Linked DNA regions of Homo sapiens: region 2 is linked to region 1. A link is a loop called in an ENCODE intact Hi-C map of the cell type or tissue named here. Cell type or tissue: endothelial cell of umbilical vein. All regions are shown on one strand.

The links. Hi-C counts contacts between places; a loop is a spot of excess contacts. Peaks named below come from ENCODE experiments on the same cell type or tissue, not always from the same donor. Only the 100,000 strongest peaks of a DNase experiment are listed, where the experiment ranks them.
Region 2: a loop joins it to region 1, with 7 times the contacts of the local background. A loop is called at or near these places in 2 of 110 quality-filtered maps.

What each region holds. Positions count from the first base shown.
Region 1 is chr6:78,595,285-78,603,284 of GRCh38, reverse strand. No RefSeq gene overlaps it. Among named protein-coding and RNA genes, the nearest start is that of MIR10524, 60 kb to the right of the region's middle. In endothelial cell of umbilical vein, no CTCF peak of the experiment used is centred here; DNase peaks (open chromatin) are centred at 4,104 and 4,994; H3K27ac peaks cover 3,438 bases.
Region 2 is chr6:78,485,482-78,493,481 of GRCh38, reverse strand. No RefSeq gene overlaps it. Among named protein-coding and RNA genes, the nearest start is that of MIR10524, 50 kb to the left of the region's middle. In endothelial cell of umbilical vein, no CTCF peak of the experiment used is centred here; DNase peaks (open chromatin) are centred at 941, 3,471 and 5,891; H3K27ac peaks cover 3,777 bases.

The DNA of each region.
Region 1 (8,000 bases):
TCAGTTCATTCTAGAATCTTCTGGGATCTTAAAAAACTTTTTTTTTTATTAAGGAGACATTACACTTTGAAATTACAATGTAATTACACATTAGCTTTTTTAATTTGGCAACTAAACTTTCCGAAATACAAATTATGAAAAACAAGTAAATCTTTGATACGCTACGTTAAATATTATTGATATGTAAATAAATAACATGTATATGTTATATGTGAACATAATCATGGAAATTCTTTTTTAAATTTCAAGGATGATTATTAAAATGAAAGAGAGGCCATTCTAATGTTTGAATGTATGAAATATCATATCAAAGTCCAAATCAAATTTATAAAGAAAAGGTGCCAGTTACTATCTATAAAGTAGCATCTAAGAAAGATTGGGACAGGAGTGGGGCTACTTTTTAAGAAATGTCTTAAAGTGTGTGAATTTCTACGGAATACTATGCAGCCAAAAAAGGGAATGAGATCACGTCCTTTGCAGGGACATGGATGGAGCTGGAAGCCATCATCCTCAGCAAATTAATGCAGGAACAGAAAACTAAACACTGCACGTTCTCACTTATAAGTTGGAGCTGAACAATGAGAACACATGGACACAGGGAGGGGAACAACACGCACCAGGGCCTGTTGGGGGGTGAGGTTGGGAGGGAGAGCACTAGGGAAAATAGCTAATGCATGCTAGGCTTAATACCTAGGTGATGGGTTGATAGGTGCAGCAAACCACCATGGCACATGTTTACCTATGTAACAAACCTGCACATCCTGCACATGTAGCCCACAACTTAAAATAAAAATAAAAATTAAAAAATAAAAATAAAGAAAATTCAGGAAAAAATGTGAATTTGACACAGTGCTTGTCAACACAGAGGTTGTTGAACAGGCTAGGTATTTGCAAAGCCACCTAAAGACTCAAATATTCCCCATGTCACTGCTCTACACAGTCCTTCTATTCTCATGTTAGTCATTAGCCTGGAGTATCTCTACCTCATGAATGTTTGTCTTGTTTATGTTATCTCTATGAAATTTTCCCAGTCAGGATCAATTGCTACTTCTTTAGTACTTCCATGTATACATTCTGCCCTTTATTCTAGTTTTTAATATATGTACTTTTCTGTCTGTCCCACAGATGGCAAGTTCCCAGGTAGGAGTTTTATCCCAACTTGTATCACTTATTTCACGCAGCCACTAGAATGTACCTTACACATAACAGACAGTAGATCAATATTTGTTAAATGAATGAACATAAAGGGAAATGACACAATTAGTCAACTGGATATAATCACATTAAAACTGTGTGAGATTCTGATTGGAAATAATTCTCTTTTCATCCTGCTCATGAAATGATATTTAGTGTGCCCTTAGGTGTAGATGATGGTTATATTGAGTTGATGAGTTCAATTGGTATATCAATTTCATTTTAATTTTGTGAAATATGTCCAAGATATGTCTTAATCTATTACTGAAATTGAATTCTCATAACATGTTATAAAGAAGCACATCAGACTCATATCTCAGTTTAAACAAGAGAGCTTCAAGGTTTTGTAAATGGACTTAAGCAGCACTCCTAAAACCTGGTAGAACAGTGCATAGAAGAGATCATTCTGGCATTGATGCAGGACACCTCAGAAATGTGGAAGTTTTCATGGTGGAACTAATTGCATGTGTCATTTGTCAGGTGGATATAGTTAATACTGTGATTTTGAGGCACCCAAATGCAAAAACAATCTGAAAAGCAAAAACAATTTTTTCCCACCTAAATATGCCTCCATTTATAAATATCAACATATCCTCTTCCTGTCATTCCTAGTCACTGAGGGTAGAGCTCCAGAAGATAGAATGTAAATTGTTTCTATATGCATACAGTGGCTTTTGCCTTCACTAAACCTCAGCTTCCTGATGGCGTGAAGCCATCTATTCTCAATGACACCTCTCCATTAGCAAAATGATACATCATTGGAAGTTATGCCTTATCAGTTTGAGTAATGCTTCACCTGTTTTGATTATGGAACTTCTACAATGGTAAACTCTGGAATATAATGATAGCTTAACATTTATTGAGTGAACAGTACATATCAGACCCTGACCTAACTACTTTATATGTGTTCACATACGGACTCTCACAACAATTCTATTTACTTCATCTCCTTACTTAGTAAGGTGGAACTAGCTCTTGCAGTCTGGCAATGGAACCTGTCTAAAGTGCTCTCAGTTAATTGTCCTCATCTGATTTAAGCTTCCCAGCCTACTGCTTCTCCCAGTTACTTGTGGCTCTTGCTGTAACCTTCAGTATGACATCCAGCTCCTTGGCTCTTGCCGTTGTTTCCCTTCTATTCCTATTCTATCTCACTCAGCATGGTTTCATTGGTCATCTAATACAACTGTGCATTCGCTCTCACCCATTAGTACTCTACCTTCCCAACTGCCCCACCATCCCCCAACCTTTTGCTGTCTTTCTGGTCACTCTCCAAATCTAGGCACCCAACCACCATCTCAATTTATTTTTTTTAAGGAGTCAGCCCTTGATCGCAGAATTATGTTGAGTGAATACATCACAAATTTAAGCTCTTTAACCTTATCTAGATCCTTGCTATTGTTTAGTAAATTGTTTATTTGGTCCCTTGGTTAACCCCTATTATCTCCTTTAGGGCAAATGCACCTCAGCTTTTCCACATTTCTTATGTCCCCACCATTCCCTTGGCCTATCTCACATTCAGCAGATAAATTCAATTCTGATTTTATTGAGAAATTTGTGTATATTTCTCAATATACACAATTTTCTTAGCCCCCTAATTTTTCTACCTCTTTACATTCCCTCTTTTTATTGCCTGTCTCAGAGGATGAAATATTCTTCCACTTTAAAGTTGATATCTTTCCCTGTGCTTTTGGTCTATTTCCATGTAGGCTTTTTAAGGAAGTTGTTTATCAGTTACTCTCTCCTGATTTCTCACCTTGCAACTGTCTTTTCTTACTGATGCCTGCCCTTCAGCAAAATAACTAATTTGAGTAATCTTTAGGAATAAAGCAGCTCAGAAGCCCTTTATACTTAAAACATCTACACCTTGTTTCTTGTCTCACCTCCTGCCTTCATTTCCTTGACAATGTCTTGAAGAGTAATTTACCCTCACCGTGTCTTCTTAATATTATTCTTGCGGATACTATACCATAAAACCTAGAGTAATTGGCGTAAGGCATTCCCTCCATGTCCTCTTTTCTCTGCATCTCATTCTCATCCTTGTTTGGCTTTTTAAAAGTGGCAGTGTTTGCCCTGACAAGTTGTAGAGAGCTCTTGCTCATCCTTCTGCCCCATATACGTGAGAGAAGACAGAATGGAAAAAAGCACCAAGCAATCCTAAAGGGAGGGACATGAGAGAATCTCTCAAATATAGACAGTCTACACAGAAGCAAGAACATTTATCTCCAAAACCCTTTACACTAGTACTGAGAACCAACTGTATCTTAGCCTTGACAGTAAGTGTTGAAGGGTTACAGGACCTGAACTTCCTCTTTAGATGGAAGAGTGCTATTGGTTTTAGGGTTGTTCCAAACTTGCCTAGTCCTAGGAAGTAATAGATTATTTACTTAAGATTCCCCTTGAATGTCTCACAGATGACTTGAAATTATGCCAGCTCCCGGGCAAACAGGAGTTTGAGATCAGCCTGGCCAACATGGCAAAACCCCATCTCTAATAAAATACAAAAATTAGCTGGGCATGGTGGCAGATGCCTGTAATCCCAGCTACTCCGGAGGCTGAAGCAGGAGAAAAAATCACTTGAACCCGGGAGGCAGAGGTTGCAGTGAGCCGGGATTGCACCACTACACTCCAGCCTGGGCAACAGAGCAAGACTCTGTCTCAAAAAAAAAAAAAAAAAAAAAAAGAGAAAAGGCAAGAAGAATTGGACCTGTTCTTTAGTCTACAACTATGATTTACTGCAGTCAAGAGCAATGAGGATGGGCAAAAAATAGAAGTTGAATTTTAATGCTATGGCAACAATTGATCCTACAGGAAATCCTGGTGCTGAGCTGATTCTTAAAGAGTTTTCCAAATTAAGGCAAGAGAGTTAGGACGTGTTAATTCCACAATGATCAGTCATTGGATATTGGCTGCCTTCCAGGATGGGACATAGTTTGTGCAGGATTGGGGGAAACAACTTTTTTCAGTGAAGGGAAATGCCTGTAGGTGGACTCAGCTGTGAGTCATCAGTAGGCAAGATTCTTAGCACCTGAGGAAAAGAATGCCTTGGTCTTCAGGGAGGATCTAAATAGTACTCTACAACATCCAGTGCAGAAAACATCTAAAAAATGTTTGAAATTTGCTGTTTTAAAAGTTCATGTTAATAGTTCTCATCTTATTGAAGTCACTTGGCAAGGTTTTCAAAAATAATTTGATGTTGTTCAAACATAGCACATTGTTTTAAGTCCACTGAGCTGTATCTAGCCAATTCTTTTCCAAGTTATATTGTATTCTTTTTAAAAAGAATAAAAAATAAATCATTGGTAATACAAAGTAAAAGGAGAAGATGTTAAATTTTAGATGTTCATTATAGTGACTCAGCAGCCATCTACCTACAAAGGTTACTACATGGTGTCTTCTGGTAGTCCCAAAGAGGACATTTTGCGTCAGTGAGGTTGTGACGTGCCCCCGGGAAGGTCTTCCAGGGTTCTATAGGGCACCATTTAGGACTAGTGAAGGGGAGCTGCGTTTCACTATGGGAATGTTGACAGTCACTCTGGCTTTAAATTCTTAGCTCCCTGGAATCTCCTTTTCCTACCCTGCCTGGCTCCACAGAGCAGAGAGCAAAGAAAAAGCTATATTCTTTTTGACGTAATGTTTTCACTTAGACTCACAAAACAAGAACAGCTCCTTCAGAAGAACTGGGAACAGAGCTCCCACTATTTCTTCTACACTACCCCCACTTCTACCCTCCCTTCTTTTCAAGGGGTAAAGAATGGATTACATGATTGGCAATATTAATGAAAGGGACTGAGCATAAATCACTGAGACCTTTGTGGACTGTCTTTTTTATGTGGTTGGTACACCTGGATCAGGACTATCTTCAAGAGGCAGGCCTTAACTACCACTGCTTTTGAAGCTCTCAGGAAGCTCCTTGGCAAACAGATTGTTCAACAGCTGCAACACCACTGATAAGCTTTTGCTCTGTGTTCCCACCTAAATCTCATCTTGAATTGTAACCCAGTGGGCGGTGATTGAATTATGGGGGCGTGTCTTTCCTGTGCTGTTCTCGTGATAGTGAATGAGTCTCACGAGATCTGATGGTTTAAATAAACGGGAGTTTGCCTGCATGAGCTCTCTCTTTTTGCTTGCTGCCATCCACGTGAGATGTGACTTGCTCCTCCGTGCCGTCTGCCATGATTGTGAGGCTTCCCCAGCCACAAGGAACTGTGAGTTTTCCATTAAACCTCTTTCCTTTGTAAATTGCCCAGTCCTGGGTATGCCTTTATCAGCAGCATGAAAACGGACTAATACGTCCACTTTCAGCTGGCTTGGTGATATCTTGCTTTGTAGACCCAACTCTCCATGAGGGCAGCTCAAGGGCTAGACTTGAAGGGAAGGCACGGGAAGACTGAATATGGCTGCAAGTCCATGTTGAAGTCCACAATCCAGCAATAAGTGAAAATTCGAACCCTACATAACCTCTGTATTGACTTCTTAACTGGAAAGGTGAAGGGAAAGGGTGTTACTGGCTCTTTAAAGAGTTCAGCCTATGGTATTAAATACATTAGCTTGTGAACATCGAGCTATCTCATCCTTTGATTAGCATTTTCTGTGGTGGGAAGAGTCTAGCTCATCAATTTGCATAACAGCTTGGAAGAAAAAAATTCTCATGTGAATACACCAATTTTCGTTTTAATTTCATAGTCACCATTTTGTTTTCTGAATATTAGTTTGAGTTTCCATGTTTCTTGGAGTTTGGAAGAAGGGCTTCCCCTTGCACAGGAGGTGGAGGTTGCAGTGAGCCAAGATTGTGCCACTGCATTCCATCCTGGGCAACAGAGCGAGACTCCGTCTCAAAAAACAAACCTGGAAATTCTGATAATCTCTGTGTCTACTTACATGTGAGACTTAGGACTAGACTAGACTTTATCAAGGTAATGTTGCCTTTTGAGATTTCTTGGAAGTGTACAAATCGGCATCATCTAGATAATATCGGTGAACTAAATGCACTTTTTCCTCACCATGATAAACCTCTTCTAATTTGTCTAACTCTACTAGCCCCTGGGTAAACTCTTACAGTGTAGAATTGGGGTACTTTAATACATGGATTGCTCATATAGGCACTTTGGCTTTGAAACTCCCAGGTAAGTTACAAAGTCTAGAGCAAAAGTATTGAGTCAGGACAAACAGTTAAAATCACCTGTTAGTCTGCTTCCCAACAAGCCAGAGAAAGCAAAGGATCCCAATTAGGAAGTAATGATTAAACAGTTTCACCTGCTGTAACACAACTGGCCTTGCTATTGTTGGTTTTCAAATAGAGCTGATGGACTCCATCTGTCTCTTTTACTTCTAAGACAATTTGGACTAGTTTAAAGGCCCAATATTATATTGCTTTTGGAACCCTGTTGATATCTTCTGATCTTAGCCAATTAAGATAATTTGCTTTTCAGAGGGTGAAAAATAATCCTTTAGCTCCTTTATTAAAAGACTGCTTATGTGTTATTTCTGTGACTAAAATGTGTGCCATTGTCACATATTCAAGCCAGGTTTCCTTTGATTTTATTATCTCCTGAGCTCCCTCAGTGAGCCCTGACTTATCTGTGACCCTCTGGTTACAAAAGAAAAAGCTTTAAAGTTGTAGTGGAAGAATGCATGATTTGTAAAAAGTGTGACACTTGGGAAGAAAATTACTTCATTTTTCTATAAATTAGTTATGGACTCATGTTTGATAGTGGCTTAGGCTGATAAGTGGCTTAGTTTTCTGATATAGCAGTCTACAAGGTTATATTTTGATACTAATCTATTTTTGCGATATGTGTATATTGCAAATTCAGCTTCTGAACTCTCAATTTCTTCCCATTTTCCTTCCAACCTTGTTTCAGGTTTCTCTGTGTCTCTTCTGGACACTTGTAAGTGCCTCCTAATTGGACTTCCTTTTTCATTCCCTTTTCTAATTCATTGCCAGTGTTGTTGCTAGAGTGATATGGCTGTGAACAAACCACTCAAAGTGAATAGCATAAACAGCAATCATTTTATTATATTCATGGATTCTAGGAGTCAGAAACTGGGATGGGGTATAGTAGGGATGGCTTGTCTCTACTCCTCAGTGTGTGAGGTTTCATTTGGGGATATTTAAACAGCTGGGGGTGACAAATGGCTGGAGACTGAAATCCTCTAGAAGCTCCTTAACTCACCTGTCTGGTGTCTTGGCAGAGATGACTAGAAGGTTTGAACTGCTGACAGATGTACCTACAGACTTCTCCAGAATGGTGTAATTGGAATCCTTAAGTGGAATTTGGCTTATTCCAGAGTGAGCCTCCAAAGAGAACCAGGTAGAAGATATACGACCTTGGGCTTTGAAAGTGAAATAGTATCACTTCTGTCAATCCATATTGGTTGAAGCAGTTACAAGCCTGCCCAGATTCAAGAGGAAGGAACATAGATCCCACCCATTAGTAGGAGAAATGTGAAAGAATCTGTGGTGCTTTAAACAAAACAACCACATTGATTTTTAGAAAACATAAATCTGATAAGTGGCTTCCCTGATAAAATACTTCTCTTTCATCCTTCACAATAGACTAGATTCAAGCTCTTGTTCTGAATATAAAATATTTATAACAACACAGACACAATCCCATTCAAGACATGAATCATAAAAAGAGAATAGTGCCAAGCAAAGATAAACTATATAGTAAAATGCCTTAAACATGAAATATAAACATAAAGCTGTATGAAAAAATGTCATAGACAAAGTTAAAATGACAAAAGACAAACTAAAAGTTTTCATAGTTTGAAATTATGTGACCTACACAGGATTATGTCAATGT
Region 2 (8,000 bases), 110 kb after region 1:
TAAAAAGACCACCAAAATAAAGAAAACTGCATTTATTCTTAACCCAGTAAGGAAGATCAATATCTTGTTGAAATCTTAGTAAATCTTCTTAGGGTAGAGGTGAAAGCCAGGGCATTTATGAGGTTTTGGGGTGCTGGTTTAAGACAGGCAGGTCTTTCAATGCAGAGAACTTAACTGGATTGACTAGAGTTTGTGACATAATAGTATAAAATTGATGGACACAGTGAGGCAAGGATTTTGAATGAGTGTAGAAAGGTAAGTCATCTCTTGATAAGCCTGGTTGCATGATCTGTTATGAGAAATGAGATGATGAAAGCATAGTTGAAAGTTTGGATATATGGATTTGGTGGAATTTCTTGAAATAAACAAAAAATACAATTATTTGCCTTTTCATCTTCTTGGGCAAGAGTTTCTTGTAAGAGTAAAGTCATGTTAATATATACATTGGGCTGTATAGCTTTGGTTCTCAATAATAATGATAAAAAACAACAGCAGCTAACATTTATTGGGACTTTTATCTTGCCAGCTGAAGTTCTAAGTGCTTTACATGAATTGTATTTTTAAATATTCTTAACGATTTTATGAGGTAGTAGTTAGTATTCCCATATTTATGGAAAAATGCTCTGAAAGGAAGACAGTAGTTAGTCATACTTTGTGGTCATGGAGTGAGGACAAGACACAGCATGTGCTTTTTGTTTTGTTTTCTTTTGTTTTTAGTAAAAAGGCAGAGAAAGTGAAAAGGCACAGAAATTACAGGATATGAGATTAATTAATGAATTTGTACATTATTTCTTTTCAAAGTGCTCTTTAAGTATTCATATTACTCCTGCTGTGACCCAGTAATGGTCTGTGTGCCTCCCTGCACAGGCGTTGATACAGGAACTACTCTGTTTTGACCATGCTTTGGATCTAGCTTGTTGTAGCTTTCTTATTTATTTATCCTGGATGTCAGTGACCAGCTGCCTGCGAACTGACCTCAGGCCTCATGCTGCTGCTGACTTGGATAATTCCTGAAGGGCAGCAAAGCCCTTGGACATGGAGAACAGGCTTTCATCTGGGCGATACTGGAAGTAGTGCACAAAGTCTCATGTTTTGTGATATGTTGGTTGCTTAGTTATTGAGTTATATTACAGATTGTGACTTTATTCTGAAAAAAAGTGTAGTGCTTAAGTGGCTTGCATCCTTGCTAGCTTAAGAAAATATTTTAGGTGGCAGTATTATGTGGTGAAAGGACAACAGATTTTGATGCAGTAATTTTAGGACTGAGTTTGGGCTCTTCCATTTTCAAGCTGTATTATCTTACACACGTTATCTGGCATCTCTGAACTTCAGGTTCTTCTTTAGTAAGTTACGATGAATATGTACTTCACAGGGTTATTGTGGAGTTCCAATAAGGTAATGTTAAAGTATATTAAAGAGATTTTTAACGCAACAAAGTTTTAATCAAATACTTGTTATCACTGTTATTATGTGGTTATATAAAAATATGTTGTATACAGTCAATTACTAGATATTCCTATAATTCTACTTCATGCTAACATGTTTATTCTTTGAAGCACAGGGATTCATATGAATCATTCTCTAATTCTGAAAATATTGCAATCTAATACCCTAACAACTCATTCACAATAGACAAAACATTTCTAAGCATAAATGCACATTGGATTGATAATTATTTCTCCAAGCTATGTTTTGAGTTGGTAATTTAATTTTCATGCAGCCTCTTAGGATTTATATTGTATGTGGCAGCTTAAACACACTCTCACAGACACACCCTCACAACTTTGGCTGCACTGAGAAATTCACCTATTATTATGATGTTTATTCTTCAGTATCTTTATTATTTATTTTTAACTTTTATTTTAGGTTCAGGGGTACAGGTGCAGGTTTGTTATATAGGAAAATTGTTTGTCATGGGGGTTTGGTGTATAGATTATTTTATCACCCAGGGTAATAAGCATAGTACTTGATAGGTATTTTTTTTTAATCCTCTCCCTCCTCCCACCCTCAAAGAGGCCCTAGTGTCTGTCAAATCAAAACATAATTCCTTAGCTTATCCTATAGATTTTGCCATGGATCTGAAAACCTAGAACATATAATTTACCAATTAAATGTTCATTGCAGAGGTTATCCTTTATGAAGTGTAAAAGGACACCAAATTTGCAATGCAATCTTAGCTGGCCTTCCATTAACACTAATTATAATCTTCATATGACAGTTGTCAGGTGTGTCTTGAAATTGATTTAAAAATCATGCATATTATATAGTGACTTATTGTTTCATAAAACAGAGGTGTAATTAGAAGGATACCGACTTTTCCCATGAGATCAAAGGTAGATAAGTAATGGGGCATTATGACAGGAACTAGACCTACAGTTCACCTTGCAGATTTTCTTAGTATGTGCCTTTTTCTGGTAATAAATGGGGCCATTTTAGTGCCTCTCTCATTCTCCTTTTCTTGCTAAAGGACAGTTTCTTGTGCTCTCCTTAAACATTCCTATCACAGTGTCCTCAAAGCGAGATCCTCTGACCTAGGAGTCGTTATAATACAACAAAGAAGCAACCACCACTAACTGACCTTCCTGCTCATTGACCCAATTCCACATTCCTTGGAGAGAGATTCTCATTAATCCAACTGAGTCTCATGATTACTAGTTCTCTATAAATTGCCCAATAGAATATGGCTGTGGAACAAGGGCCTGAGGGACAAACATGACTCCAGGGGCAGGTGGTGGCAGTTCTCAAGAGAAGGGGCTTGGGCAGGATCATCCTCAAATCATAATAACATAAAAAGATTTTAACAATAGAAACTTTTCACTATTGTCACAGAAATATTAGGTTGCAAAAACTTAGATTTACATAAATCTAGTTTTATGTAATGACGAAGTTTATAAACATTGGCATAGCGAAATGTTTACTGGCTTGTAATAGCTATTTAAAGGAATTTTAAATCGTTATTTAAATCAATAGTTATTTAAAGGAATTATATAGCTAAGTTCTTTTAAAAACATCCAATCAATCAATATGCCTTTGTGAAGCATCTCTTTAAAAGTATACCGTTTTACTTATGTGGTTTTTAATGGTAGATTGGTATAACAGCAAGAATTTATTTACTTTGCATTATTAGGATAGTACTTTATAGAACTTTATGGTTCCTTCAGCCGTGGGGTTCTGTCTAATCATGCATTTATTATTTATTATTTTTATTATTTAGTAGAGATGAGGTCTCACTATGGTGCCCAGGGTGGTCTCAAACTCCTGGCCTCAGCAAGCCTCTGCCTCATCCTCCCAAAGTGCTGGAATTAGAGGTATGAGCCACCATGTCCAGCCTGGTCATGCATTTTTGATCACTGTTCCTTCCTTTAGTTTGTATCTGATTGTAAACAATCTATATACAGAAGTATTGGCTTAATTCCAAAATAAGCATAGGAAAGAGCTTGAAGTATTAGAAAAATAGAAGGAAGGAGAATGTGACTGGAGTCTAGTGAATCACGGCTGAACATCATGCATGTATAAACACCAAGCAACAATCAGGATAGATACCTAGGAAGTTCTTTATGAATGGCTGTGATTTTTGTTTCCAGTATGTGAGTTTGTTATTTATAGAAGACCACACTGAGGACCACTGCAACCTGAAAAACTCACTCTCAAGGAGTTCCATGACTTATGAAGTTAGTAAGGCTTTCTTGGATTGGAGGAAAATGTGCATAAGGTACAGTTAAGCCCCTAGTTCTCCTTCCCTTCTGGAGATCAAGTGACTCCCCCTCAAGCAGGAGGCCAGCCATTAATATATTCAGGAGAAACTGAACCTGAGAAGCTCTGGACTCCTTTGTACCAGACCTGGTAATGTAAACATGTCAGCAGGGTGGGGAAGTGCAAATGGTTAAAAAAGAAAAAGTAAAAGAAACAGACAATACAGGAAGATAAAGAAGACAAAAGCAATTGGTGTAATTGAAATCCTAAGAATAACAAGAAATATTGCTTCCAATAAAAACAAAAACCAAAAGGAAAAACTAAGATATTTATGTAAAGAAACAATCAGAAAAAGTTCCTGGAGATTAATATAAAATCATGTAGAAGATCAACTAGATATTGAGAAAATTCCTGGGGAAAATAGAATCAAAATATAAATAAATGGAAAATAGAAAAAAAAAGAGATAAGAAAATTATCAATCCAGTATTCCAACATTAAGCTAATAAATATTAAATAAAGAGAGAACAGAGAAAACAGTTTAGGAAATTGTTCAAGAAATCGGGCACAAAAAAAAATTCCATAACTAAAGTACAGGCCTTCAGGTTAAAAGAACCCAGTAAGAGTTCAGCAAGAAAAGATTCACATTTTTTGTGCTGTTTCGTAACACCTGGAAAAAGCAGAGGATCCAAAACTTCCCAGAGAGAAAAACAAACATTTAACTACAAAGACTCTGGAATCAGAATGGCATTAAAATTCTCAAAAGCAACACTGAAGTTAGAATATTATGGAGAGACACCTTAACATTAAAAAGAAATGTAATTTTCAACTTAGCATTACATAGCCCACCAAACTATTATTCAAGTATTTGTATAGAGTAAATATATTTTTTGGGATGTGAAAAGTCATTTGTGATTCTTGTGCTCTTTTAAATGAAATTACTGTGGGATAAGCTTTGGCAAAGTAAGAGGATAAACAGGATAAGTGACATTATGGAACCCAGGGAAAGGAGATCCAATTCCTAAAAGGAAGTCCTCCCTTTCTCCCCTCTCCCCTCTCCTTACCTTCTTTTCTTCTTTTTTCCCCTCCATTTTTCCTTACCTCCTTTTCTTCTTCCTATTTTAAGGTTGAAAGTGGTATAAGACTTTAAATCCTATAACCCGGAATCCGTGGGATTTTACAGCTCTTAATACTATCGCATTTCCTTTTATCAAAAGGAAGGATGCCTTTGGCATCCTATTTTTAATGAGTCCCATGGTTATTGGCAGAGTGGTGGTGAGATGATCCCAAGAATAGTGTGGCTAGGAGAGAGATGCAGTGGAAGAACTCATGTGTTGATGAAGAATATTAGGAAAGCAAGTTGAAAACTTCAGGAAGAAGAATGAAAATCAGAACATATTTTCCCCTGGACAGATACCAACGGGATTAAAACTTGGTGCGGAAGTTTGAAGTCTTAGCCTGTGAAACATCCACAAAGCTTTCAGTCTTTTTTATGCTTCCATTAGGATTTTCACATAATCTCTTGAGGATCATGAGCTCAAATTAACTACAAATATACTGAGAAGCAATTGAGGAAATTTTTTTATAACAAGTTCACTTAGTTATCAAAAAATAATTTTAGAAGGGAAAGGACAATTATTTTGCTATGTATTGCCACTCAAAATCTGTGGTACAAATTTTTTATAGAAACGCATTGTCCTATAGTTCATATTGAATGAAATAATAAAGTAAATCAGCTCTTTAGTCCACTCTTACATAGCTATTACGTTTTTATCAGTAAGGTGTCAACTGAGCAAACATTGTTCAGATGAAACCATTGATTCCATTTCACTATATTATTCATACCTCTACTTTTATGAAAGGGACAAAATGGGAGAAATTGGTTGGTACCACAAGAAATGGAAAGCAAGGGGTCTGTGGGCTGAGTAACTGTTCTCTGTATGATCACATTATGATACATCATATTACCTATCTCTATTGGTAAATTGAGTATATGAGAATTAAGTGTTAATGACATGTTTCTTAAATACATTTTAAAAGCTGGACATTTGAGAGACAATAATGTCTGTGTCGGACTTTGCCTGTGCAACCCCAGCTCCAGTGAAGGGGCAGAGCTGTGTTTGTGACTCAGACTCCTTGGCTTCAGCTGAGTAAGTTGGATGAGTTCTAAGGTATTTTTATTTTCTTCCTTTCTCATCTGCCCTGATATGCTTGCTTCCATTTCCTGTCATTCCTCTCTTTGTTTTTTCTAAAGGGAAGCAAATAGAGTATGTTCAAACCTCTATTTGATCTGTATACCATGTTTACTGCTCAGCTAAAGTTTGCCTTCACTTAAGGCTACAGGGAAATTACACTTGCTAGGTTGTGGATTTTGAGCCAAATTATACAGTTTGTGCCATTCCTTCAAGAAACAAAGCTTGAGCGGAGGTGTATATGAGTAACTATTTCTCAGTCAACAGCTAAGCAGTTACCTGGAGTGCTCTAAAAAGTCATGCTTCTTTTCCTTGTTCAGGGAAAAGGCTATTAAAGAGATTAATAAACAATGGTAAATGTTATTCTGTTTAGAAGATTTATGCAATTATATACCATTTTTCTTCTCTTTCCACCTAGCTGAGGTAGCAGTTTTTGTACTTACTTTGAGTCTAAGTATGTGATACACAAGAAGATATTGCCTCGTAGAATGAATAATGAGAATTTGGTTGAAGGACATTTATGAAAACAGACACAAAGTTAAAACTGAGTTAATCATTTTAAGAAAATCCTGGGTTTTTTTTGTTTTTTTTTTTTTGCTACTAAGTTGTGAGAGGGAGTTTCATCTATTTTATATTTTATAGACTGGGTTTGTAGGTGGCTCATTCTGCATAATATGAGACATGGCATGAGGCTGGCCGTTGTGTACCTACTTGTGAATGAAAAGATTGACCCATTTAGATGTTAGCCTATGTACAATCCCAAGGATTTTTACCTTTGACTGAAGATAGTTTAGATCTGTTGTTTTTCTCTGCTGTGTGGTCTCTGGAAAATCATTTACTCTCTCTCTTAGTTTCTTTACATGTAAAATAAGATTATTAACATCTATTAGGTTGGTGCAAAAGTAATTGCAGGTCTTGCCATTGAAAATAATGGCAAAAACTGGATTACTTTTGCTCCAACCTAATACTTCATTGAGTAGGAAATACCTGCAAAATTCTTTAAAATGTATCTATGTCATAGTAAGTGTTCAACCAATGATATTTATTTTAGTCATCGCTATCATCATGTTTTGTATTACAGCCATTTGAACTGATGGCATCTGTGTTTCCCAGTAGACGTGGAGCTTCTTGAGAGTAGAGAGTATGTCTTTTTGTTGGTTTTTTTCCCTACCATAGGCCATAACACAAAGACATGAGCCAAACACTTTACAAAAGTTTAATTGAAATAATAAAAACAAGGATCTCAAACAACAGCTAATCTAAAATCTATATGTATTTTTAGTTCATGATGCTGACAACTTGGATGACTAGCAAAACCAAGTCACATTCTGTTAGCAGAAGCTGAGAGGTGGTGGGATAGTAGTCCTGGAACATGCTTGGTTTCAAGGAGAAAACATCTAGATTAGGAATTCATGTTTGTTAAATACCTCCAATGCCCTGCACTCCAAACATTTATAGATTTTAATGTTTGAAAGTTTTAGCTTAATTTGGATTAAGAACTATGCTACAAAGATATTACAAAGTAACTTTCCATTAAGGTGTGGGATTTTGGGTGTTTGTATGCTTTCTTTTGACACATTCAAAATGGCACAAAGCTAAACATAAATCTGTTTTGGAATGAGTCAGGAAACAAACAAATAGTGAAATGAGCTTGAGTTACACTCAAAGGTAAGCATGCTGCTGGCAATTATCTGGGCCATATATGCCTATTTCAACAACAAGTGTGATAGTAATTATAAAATGCCACTAAAATTCTATATTGCTTAAGATGGAGACAAAACTGCATCTCTTTCTCTCTCTGCTGTGTTGATCTTATATCAGTACATTTTTTCTTCTTTTTTATCTTTTATTAAAAAAGATTCTACTCTCCTTTGGAGATATCTGTTAGGAATGGGAACACATTTTTCTAAAATAGAGATTTATAAAATTAGATATCAAATGTACTTTTCATGGCAATAACCTGGATTGCATTAATTGTGTATTCTAATGTCTCTCTTCCTAAATGTCACTAAAGCAGCATAATCTATGAAAATTTATAACAAATAAAAACCTATTTCTTGATGTATGTGCTCCTGGAATGTTTTTCTTCACATTTTATCCCAATTATAAAATGTGTA